Linked DNA regions of Homo sapiens: regions 1 and 2 are each linked to region 3. A link is a contact called in ENCODE Hi-C or POLR2A ChIA-PET data. All regions are on one chromosome and are shown on one strand. The core of a region is the stretch at or near the end of the contact, and the rest is flanking DNA. Distances in the headings are between cores, read along the strand shown.

What was found. A loop is a pair of places that touch in the nucleus more often than their neighbours do. ChIA-PET counts read pairs that join two places held with the same protein, here RNA polymerase II (POLR2A). Pooled maps may share reads with other maps.
Region 1: a map of DLD1 shows a loop between it and region 3 (5-fold over the local background). The contact joins two enhancer-like sites. A Hi-C loop is called at or near these places in 1 of 168 maps with a recorded cell type or tissue (DLD1). POLR2A ChIA-PET finds 5 or more read pairs at or near these places in 3 of 52 experiments (MCF 10A, activated B cell and activated naive CD4-positive, alpha-beta T cell).
Region 2: a loop to region 3 is called in a map of Caco-2, with 10 times the contacts of the local background. The contact joins two enhancer-like sites. A Hi-C loop is called at or near these places in 3 of 168 maps with a recorded cell type or tissue (Caco-2, Calu3 and PC-9) and 2 of 50 pooled maps. POLR2A ChIA-PET finds 5 or more read pairs at or near these places in 4 of 52 experiments (MCF 10A, OCI-LY7, PC-9 and 1 more).

What each region holds. Positions count from the first base shown.
Region 1 is chr5:56,413,829-56,417,198 of GRCh38, forward strand. No RefSeq gene overlaps it. Among named protein-coding and RNA genes, the nearest start is that of LINC01948, 66 kb to the right of the region's middle. RefSeq lists an enhancer at 1,507-1,556. Within about 2 kb of position 1,648, at least 16 of the 41 ENCODE cell types and tissues checked have a DNase peak (open chromatin) inside an H3K27ac peak, as active enhancers do.
Region 2 is chr5:56,636,655-56,640,025 of GRCh38, forward strand. No RefSeq gene overlaps it. Among named protein-coding and RNA genes, the nearest start is that of C5orf67, 32 kb to the left of the region's middle. RefSeq lists enhancers at 631-1,200, 808-1,102. Within about 2 kb of position 1,782, at least 7 of the 41 ENCODE cell types and tissues checked have a DNase peak (open chromatin) inside an H3K27ac peak, as active enhancers do; they include PC-9, where a contact is called at or near this core.
Region 3 is chr5:56,532,628-56,535,596 of GRCh38, forward strand. It overlaps C5orf67 (chromosome 5 putative open reading frame 67), which reads right to left. Exons shown (of 6, transcript NR_161255.1): 3 at 2,503-2,601; 4 at 455-528. Among named protein-coding and RNA genes, the nearest start is that of LINC01948, 52 kb to the left of the region's middle. RefSeq lists an enhancer at 1,574-2,126. Within about 2 kb of position 1,629, at least 4 of the 41 ENCODE cell types and tissues checked have a DNase peak (open chromatin) inside an H3K27ac peak, as active enhancers do; they include PC-9, where a contact is called at or near this core.

The sequences.
Region 1 (3,370 bases), core at 398-2,897, 120 kb before region 3:
GTTAAATAAATCTTTGACATCTGCTCACTATATGTTTTATGAGAGTTAAGTTTTTAACTTAAAAATAATTATACTTTGACAAATCTTAGAAGTCGACTTGGTGTAATAGGTTTAATTTGCTGATTAACAAAGATGGCTTATGATGTATCTTTGTTAATATTAAGAACCTGAAAATCTTGCAATTAGCATTCATAATTTTATACAGTGTATTTTATACACTTCTCTGCATAAGAACACTGATAAGAAATAACTAAGAGGAACCGGCATTTTGTAAACCATTGAGTGAGTTTTGAATAAGGTTAGCGACAGAACCAAATAATTTTTTAATTTGCAAGAAATGTTCTGCTACTCTGCAGAACTGTTCTTCCCTGCACCCATCTAATTGTGAAATTCTTGCAAGGCTTCAAGTCAGGAAGCATTTCAAATAGAAAGAGGAACTTTAAAAAATGTGCCCCTGGGGAAAGATTTTCCCCCTTCTCCTCCCCGAAAAGGACTCATAATTCATTTCAGCTGCTTTGTATTTTCATGGCATCATTTTTTTAAATAGCAATAGAAAATTGAGACTTTATGGGAGAGGCATCAAATATAGGGCTAAATGTTATTTTGTCTTGGTAAGGCCTAGCACAGGATTTTATTAGCTGCTGATATTTTGTGGGAATCCTGAAATATCTAAATTAATTGTCTTCTTTAAACATTTTTTTTTTTTTCTGAGACAGGGTCTTGCTCTGTCTTCCAAGCTGGAGTGCAGTGGTGTGATCATGGCTTACTGCAGCTTTGACCTCCTAGGCTCAGATGATCCTCTGGCCTCAGTCTCCTGAGTAGCTGGGACCAGAGGCATGCACCATTACACTCAGCTACATTTTAAAATATTTTTTGTAGAAACATGTTTTTGCTATGTTGCCCAGGCTGATTTTGAACTCCTGAGCTAAAGCAATCCTACCACCTAGGATTTTCAAAGTGCTGGGATTACAGGCATGAGCCACTATGCCACCGCGCCAGTACATGGATCTCTGTACTTGCCTGGGCAAGGGGGTGAGAATCTGTCTCTACAAAAAAAGTTTTTAAAAATTAGCTGGATGCAGTAGCACACACCTGTAGTTCCAACTACTCAGGAGGCTGAGGAAGGAGGATCCCTACAGCCCAGGAGCTCGAGGCTACAGTGAGCTATGATTATGCCACTGCACTCTAGCCTGAGCCACAGAGCAAGACCCTGTTTCTAAAAAAAAAAAAAAGATATTGGGGTCAACCATCACTCCTAGTCTCTCCATGCATGAGAAACTTCACCTCTAATATAACTCCTTATAGTAGGTTCTCCGACACAAAGTAGTTCTTCAGTAAAGAAAGCCAGTTGCCTTTGCCCCGTGGCTGTCTCACTATGGACCTTTGCCGCCTGTGCTATCCGAAATCCTCTGATGCTCTTTAGTCACTCTGGTTTAGCCTCCTGCTATTAAGGCTGACTGTCCCCAAACCCACAGTAATGAAATATTGGTCATTAATATATTGTTAAGTCGTGGCAGCCCCTGCATCAATATTAAATAATTATGGTGTGCTTGAGTGCTTACCATGTCCTAGGTCGCTGACAGGGTATGATCGACCAATAAGACTGAGACAGGAACTACAGCCATCACCCCATTTCCCATGACAAACAGCAGGGCTCTGAGACTGATGAAACTTGCCCCCAGGAGAAAAGAGGAAGCAGCAATTGGGCCACGCCTCTCTACAGAGTTCTTCCAGTTGTTGACTCTAAACTTCTCACCCCCAAGAAAGTTTCACAGAGAAGTAGATTGCACAGTCTTAACACCAGCCTGAGCCTTGGGTCCAGCTTCTTATCTGCAGTCCAGTCTACTTCTCAGGAATGTCTTTCTAGGCCATTGTTTACATTATTTCAAAACCAAGGAGCTATGAAATTTCTGAGAGTCCTAAGCCTGGAACCTAAAGATTGCAATTCAAGGCCAGAATTTGCCTTGTTGTCACTGTCAACTCACTCTTCTCTTTATTATCTGCTAGCTTTGAGGGCTTTTGAATTCTTAAGACACATCTTAACTCTTTTCTTGGAGCTTTTAACATTTTCAGATTTTTAAAAATAGTTTTGTTCTTTCTTTGTCCTTAGATATCTAGTAATGCTTTCTCAGACTCGGTCAAGTTAACTCTTCTGGGATTTCATTGTTTTAACTGGCACACTGTGGGAGGTCAGTGTGTGTGTGTGTGTGTGTGTGTGTGTGTGTGTGTGTGTGTGTATGTATAAAACAGACATCAAAGGTTTCAGGAATTATTGGTCCTGTCAAAATTCTGAGTAGCTCAGCTCATATTTACTCATGCACCTTACTCTTCCAGCTCGTCTGCACTTCTTCCTTCTGGTTCTTATGTTGGCAGGTGTATTAGTAAGGGTTCCCTGGAGGGACATAACTAATAGGATATTATATATATAAAGGGGAGTTTATTAAGTATTAACTAACATGATCATAAGGTCCCACAATAGGCTATTTGCAAGCTTGAGGAGCAAGGAGGGCCAGTCCCAGTCTCAAAACTGAAGAACTTGGAGTCCAGTGTTTGATGGCAGGAAGCATCCAGCACGGGAGAAAGATGTAGGCTGGGAGGCTAGGCCAGTCTTGCCTTTTCACGTTTTTCTGTCTGCTTAGCCAGACAGAAAATTAGCCAGCAGCTGATTAGATTGTGACCACCAGATTAAGGGTGGGTCTGCCTTCCCCAGTCCACTGACTCAAATGTTAATCTCCTTTGGCAACACCCTCGTAGACACACCCAGGATCAATACTTTGCATTCTTCAATCCAATCAAGTTGACATTCAGTATTAACCATCACAGCAGGGCAAGAGAACACACAACATGATATTATCACAATATTTTTACCACAGCAAACTTAAGGTACCCCATCCACACAGATGCCTGTCAAAATAAAACAGAAAAGGGAATAGGAAGCAGGGGATGAGGAGTTAATTTCTTTTAGACTTGCTGCTTGAACTTATTCAGACTCCTCTTAGATCTGGAGCTGACATTTTTGTGACATTCTTTTCTCATAGACCATTTTTTCTACTGAGAGCTGACTTGGAGTCAAGAAAGGAAGAACAAACTAGTACTTAAATGAAATAGGATACATTTGAATAGGTCTTTTAATTTTTCCAAGTATTTAATCTCTGTTAGCTATATTCTTGTGGCGTCCATATGAAGAGATAAGTAGCAAATTTTAAAGAATTTCTACTGAAGTTAGAAAACTGAGTTCATCTAATCTTTTTATGCATCTCTATAATTTAGGAGATTGATGCTCAGAAATGATTATAATTGTTCTAGTGGAGGTGCCAGCTACTGTGCCCATAGAAGGATCTATCTGTAACTAAATTCCTTGGTATGGCCA
Region 2 (3,371 bases), core at 532-3,031, 100 kb after region 3:
ATTGCTACAATTTGGGAGGAAAGAAGCTATGGAAAATGACCAGTATCCCCTGCATTCCTGGCTCTTACCTTTCACTAGTGCCCTGACTCTAAGAATTTTCACTTAAATAACATCCCACAAGTTGCACCAATTAATTTTAATTCATAGATCTCAGAGATCATCGGGATTTTTGAAGCTAGAAGGAACCTCAGTGATTGCCTAGTTGATTCTTTCGTTTTACCAAAATTAAGTTTTGGAATAAATGCATTATCCTAGATCTAGAGACAGAACCAAGATGCAACAAGTCTGAACCCTTTCTAGTGAATACATAGTACCACCCTATATGCATGAACCAAATCTGAGAAAATGAGCTCGCAGGTTTATGCACAGCAACTTGAAAATGTTCCCAACTCCCTCGAAACAACATGCTAATTTAATTTCAGCCAGCAAGACCTCTTTCCAAGTTCCCACCCCACCACCCAAAAAATAGGGTAGCAGGGCTGCCCTGAACATTGAAGCCTCTTGGGGAATTCCCTGACATATCCCAAGGAAAAAGGGTATTGATGCCCAGTTTCAACAGACCTTTCTCACATTCCTGATTCAGAAATCTTACCTAATGTGTATTAGGGTTCTACTGAAATCGGTCTCAAACACCTTATCCAGCAACGTTTGAGAAATCTCTGTGCTACTTGTCCTGCCCACCCCAACCTCAAGCCTTGTCTTCCAGAATGGCTCCACAAAGAGGAGAGAACAGAGACGGATCACCACCAGAGCCTGAGAAGAGGGCCTGTGAAAACTGCCCTCCTTCCAATCAAAAAGGATTTTTTTTTCCTGACTGCTATGTGAATAGAACGTTAAAAACTTGAACTTTGAGCTGTGATCCAATACCTGAAATTCCTTTCATTCCACAATTAAAGATAAGGCTTTCAGTGAAAACACAGCAGGAATGAGCATTCCCCAGACTCTTTAATGCCCAGGAAGAGATAAATGACTGACGTGGGCCATTTCTTAGAGATGGCTTTGGAGGAGGAGGAGGGAAAGGAGAGGTCAAGTGTACTAAAGGAAGAGTGAGCACAGGAAAATGAAAGGCTAGAGGCTTTGAAGAGAATCTCTGCCCACTTCACCATCTGCCCTGAACAATGCCAGATCTAATTGCTTCCAGAACTGCTCCTCACTTTAAAAAACAAAAATCTCCTTTGACCACAAAGCCAACTGCTACAGGTTTTTAAGTGGACAAGGATGTCTTTGGGTGGCATCTACCCAGATGAAGATGAATAGGAAATAGATCCTTATCCAGGTATATTAGAAAGCGACTTCAAAACATGTAATAAATTTGTGCTATCAATCATTATATTACCTCATGAGGTAATATATATGAATATAGCCTTTTCAACTGGGGAGTTCAAAGTGAAAAAGGAACCATAGATTTGTAGAAAACAGCAAAATCAGCTTCCCAAGCACTCAGCAGAGTATCATATGTAATAGAAATCACACACACACACAAAAAGATAAAATCGATACACAGGTTAAAGGAATTTCCAGATTGGTATGATTGTTTCCATAAGTGAAAAAGTGGAATTAAGGATGATATTGAGAATGTGGTAGAATGCAGTCCCTTTTTATTTTCTGAGGAGGTGGGGTGGGAAGCCATTGAGAAAGGCAGAGAAAAAGAATGAGGATTGTGCTCCTGTTTACACACAGCCTGGGTTAATGTGTAATTGACAAGATTAATGGCTGCATAATAATTGCCTCTATTGTTTACTGTCTGGATGGTGGCCAGCCACCTTCCCGCTCTGCCCACCAATGGGTTTGGGTTTGTAAGGAATGCAGTCAGTGGCTGATAGGGTCTGTGTGCCAGGTGTAACCTTGCTAAAGAAGACATTCAAGAATCATACAGGGAGACCTGGTGAGGTTTTGCCATGGCAGGGCATGCCTTCTTCTTGTTGTAAATAGTCTAACTTCAAATCTGCTAGGTGAGCTGTATCAGAACAGGGCCAGGCTTGGCCTGACCTAACTGCTCCACCTGAGAAAGACAAAGAAAATAAAACCTCAGGATGTAGAGAAAGGTCTCATTTCTGTCCTGGCCATACTGTGAACCAAAAAGCAGAGTGTTCCTCTGTGCCATTCCTCGCACTGTCCCGGGCTGTGCTGGGAAGTGCCCACCTTTCCCCCACAGGGATGCACAAATACCTTCCTCCCCACTCTTCCCTGATCTGCTTTCTAAGCTCTTGCCTCTTGTGCACTGTGAGACAAGCAAACAGACCAAGACTCTGGGTCATGAACCCCAGACAGGATTTCCATGGAAAGGTACCATGCGTCCAACCCTTCTCCTGCTGATCTTGTCTTGTCTTGCCTCTCACAGGGACCAGCATGGTTTTATGTACAAAAACAAGAGCTACGTAATTCTCACGTGGCCTTGTTCTCAACTGGGTCACAAGTGTTCTTCTTGATTACCTCAACCTTTGTGGTTTTCCATTCCCTAACAAATCAATTTTAGAGTCTTGACGTCTGAAGAGGCCCTCCTAGGGCTGGTACTAGTCTACCTTTCCTGTCTTCCCTTCCAGCCCAGCTTAGACTGCTTTACTGTGCAGCTCTATTCCTCCTTCCTTCCACCTAGAAGGTCTCCCTGCTACCCACTCTCTCTCAGTATATTCAAATCTAATCCCTCTGGTGCAGACTCCATAGTGTCTCCCTATTATACACTCTCACATCCTTTGTGCTTTTCCTTCATAACACTTACCCCTCCTGTCATTAAGTAATGATTTGTGCAGTCATCAGTGGGGTGGCTCTCTCCCTTGCTAGACAGTAAGTTCCTAAAGACAAAAACTGCACATGCTGTGTTCTGTGATACCTCTCTAAAAGAGGGTCTTTAGTATGTGCTTAAATCAGTTGTCAAGTTAATAACTATATGAATACATGCAAAGACAAGTTCAAAATTTTCACTTCCTTGGTGAGCTCAACCTTCAGCCTCTCCAGCTGGGTATATTCTTGTTAGTCCATCTGAAGTAACAGGGGAACTTTGTGCTTCCCTGGCACTATCATTTCCCTGTTTTATTATCAGTATCTGGGCTTAGTCTTATCTCTCGTGCTTCTCTAAGCCTCCTTGAGAGCAGGGACTCTCATTCATTCTGTGTGTGGCTCACAACTCCGAACACAAAATTTTATGTAGCTGGGAGTAAAAAACTGTCAGCCAAGTAGTGGGCTATTTGTTTATTCAGTCAGTCATTCATTTGATGTCTATAGTCCTACATTCTGTACACAGTCCTACATCCTCCACACACTACTTCTTCTATATTAAAATAACATTTTAAAGAATTTTCCCCAGTCTACAAATCTTATCATTTCAGAATCTCAGCCATACAGCATATACTCTTTCCAGGGGCATTCCACTC
Region 3 (2,969 bases), core at 379-2,878:
CCAGTCTGGACCTAGAGGAAATCAAGCTGTTGTCTGAAAGGCTGGATGCAGGGGCTGAGTGAGCACAGGCTCTGTCAGTACTGATCCCAGTGAGCTTGTCACAGGCATCTGTTTCTGCGGCACGACATAGAGTATTTGCCAAAGGAAGTTGGGGACTTCTTAACCAGTGACAAATGGCTCTCTCATCTCTGAGCTCATGTGGCACTTTTTACCATTCATCTTTAGGGAACCAAAGCAGTAAACATGTCAAGTAACCATTGTAGTGCCCAGTGGCTAGAACACACCCGACCCATAGTAGACACTCAATGTTTCATTAAAGAAAGAATAAATGCATGGGCTTCTCTATTCCCCTCTCACCACGGGGAAGCTCATACTTCCAAATATTAGGATGAAGTGCCTTCTTACCTGGCCTTCTGGGACAGCTCACAGAACACCGGCAACCACTATTGCTTACCTGGAAGCTTTGTCCAGGCACCTGGCATCATAAGTCTCAGGCTCCATGGAAAGAGCCCACCTGGATCTGGAGTTCTGCATGGGGGGTGGGGGGGAAAGAAAAAAATGCTTTAAAATCAGAGAAGGCCTTGTGTTGCATCTCAGTTCTGTGACCTTAGACCTATGCCATCCAATATGGTAGCCACTAGCCACACGTGGCTATTTAAATCGAAATCAAATAAAATTAGATACAATTAGAAACCAGTTCCTTAGTAGCACTAGCCACATTTTCAGTGCTCAATGGCCACATAAGGCTACTGGCTTCCACACTGGACAGCACAGACATAGAACATTTCCAACATTGCTGAAAGCTCTACTGGGTAAGCACTGCCATAGACAAATCACTTAGCATCTTTGAAGTCTCAGTTTACTCATTTGTCAGTTGGATTGGATGGTAACCAAGGTTCTTTTTTCTGAAAATTTTGGAAAGTCTGGAATCCACACCTATTCCCTTCGAAGTGCTAGAATATGACTGGTTGACGAATAATTAGAATATAAAATGGCCAGAGAATAATGACAACAGAAGTTTAGCTACAAGCTTGGTGCAACAGTTGGAGAAAGGGGAGAAATTTGCTTTGACCTGGTACTTTGCAGACTCTCACTATGCTAAAGTCACACCTTGTCTTTCACCCCCTGCACTTATAGCCCCGCTCCCAAGCCCTTCCCCAGCCTCAAAAAATATATTCAACTCCTTGAGCCTACTCTCTGCTAGTTGGCTAAACTGATCAACTAAGTACCACTACATTTTAGTGTTGATGCCCAAAGGGTTCAAATGATAGCTTAGCATGCTGCAGGGCAAGAGCACAAGCCAGGATTTAGCAGAGCTCAGAGCTAGACCTTGACCTGTCACCATGCAGCTGGTAACTTTGGATAAGTCACCTGCTGGGGCACAATTTCTTCATATGTAACATTATATATAAGTCTAAGGACTTCAAGGTCATCCCCAAATCCAAGATTCTAGATTGTAGCATTAGGGTTTTCCATTGCACTGGCCAGTTTGCACTGGCCATGAAGGGATTAGCAAGATTGTCTCTAGAGTGATGAGGAAGGTCTCATAGAATAGGCGTATTCCCCTTCCCAAAGCCCTAGGCTAGGTAGTACAGTGCAAGCTGCCCTTGTTTCTAATCGAGCTCCCTCCTGCAGATGAGTCACTCAGCAGAAAAGGTGTGTCCAGGCGCCTGCCTGCCTCGGCTCATTAATGGAATTCCTTATATGGCACTTGTTTTTCTGACAGGCAATATGTTCTTGGAAATGAAGCTTAAGTCAGGTCTTCAGGTGACATTCAGAGAACATTTGCTTTGTTTTGTTTCACAAAATGTGGTCTCAAGGCTAACAGTCCTTTCACCAGGAAGTTTCCTCCTGGACATGTTCAGCTGCCACAGAAATAGTTCAGATTCAGGGCCAAAAGCAAGGGGCATAGTGTGCCCTACTCTCTCCCACAAATAATCCCATGTTCTCTGAAAAGAGGGCACCACGAAGGCAGAAGCCCAGACAACTGGAGCCCTGCTGTAGCCAGTGTCTCTGCCAGGGTGGTGTGGAGATGCAGAGTCCTGCACGTGGTCTTCCCTTCCTTCTCTCTCTTCTTATGGCACATGGGCTGCTGCAGTGCAGAAAGGCTTGGTGTGTCCATGCTGGCTGGACAAGGACAATGAGGGTATGGCCATATTCCCAGAGGGGAGTTTGGGTCAGCATGACCCTGTACAGTGAGGGTAGCTCACTCTGCTCACAGACTGAACACAGGACCTTCTGCCTGCGCCCCCACCCTCCATCTCTGGAGAATGCTGGCCTCTCTTAAGTCAAGACCGAGATGCCCCAGCCCCTGGCAATAGAAACTGTTCACCCTGCCTGCCTGAACCTGGAGTTTTCCAATACCATGCATGAGGGCTAGTTATGTGTCAGGGGCCATTTCATGCCTCACCGCATTGTCTCTGAGCCTCATGGTCACCCTGCAAGGTAGGTATTATTATCTTTCCTACTTTACCGATGAGAAGAATGGGGAGCATGACTTACCTATAGTCACCCAAACAGACAAGTGGCTGAGCTGGGACCAGAACTAGCTCTGGGAGGCTTTGGTACCCATGCTCTGGTTCTTTGAAGACTGGAGCCCTCCTAGAATAAATGAGTTTAAGGTTCAGCTATTAAGTTTGAAGAAAAGTCTAGGAAGGGAAATATATTTCTTTCCTATTGCTGCTGTAAGAAATTGCCACAAATTTAGTGGCTTTAAAAAACACAGATTTATTCTTTTAGAATTTTGGAGGCTGGAAGTTCGAAATAAATTTCAGTGGGCTAAAGTCAAGGTGCCAGCAGGGCTCATTCCTTCTGGAGGTTCTAGAGGAGAATCCATTTTCTTCCCTTTCTATCTACAGGCTGTCTGCATTCCTTAGTCATGTATCCAAAGGCCCTTTTGCCATATAAGGTAACATAGTTACAGGTTCTGGGGATTAGAGAATGGATACCTTTGGAAGGCATTTTTTCAG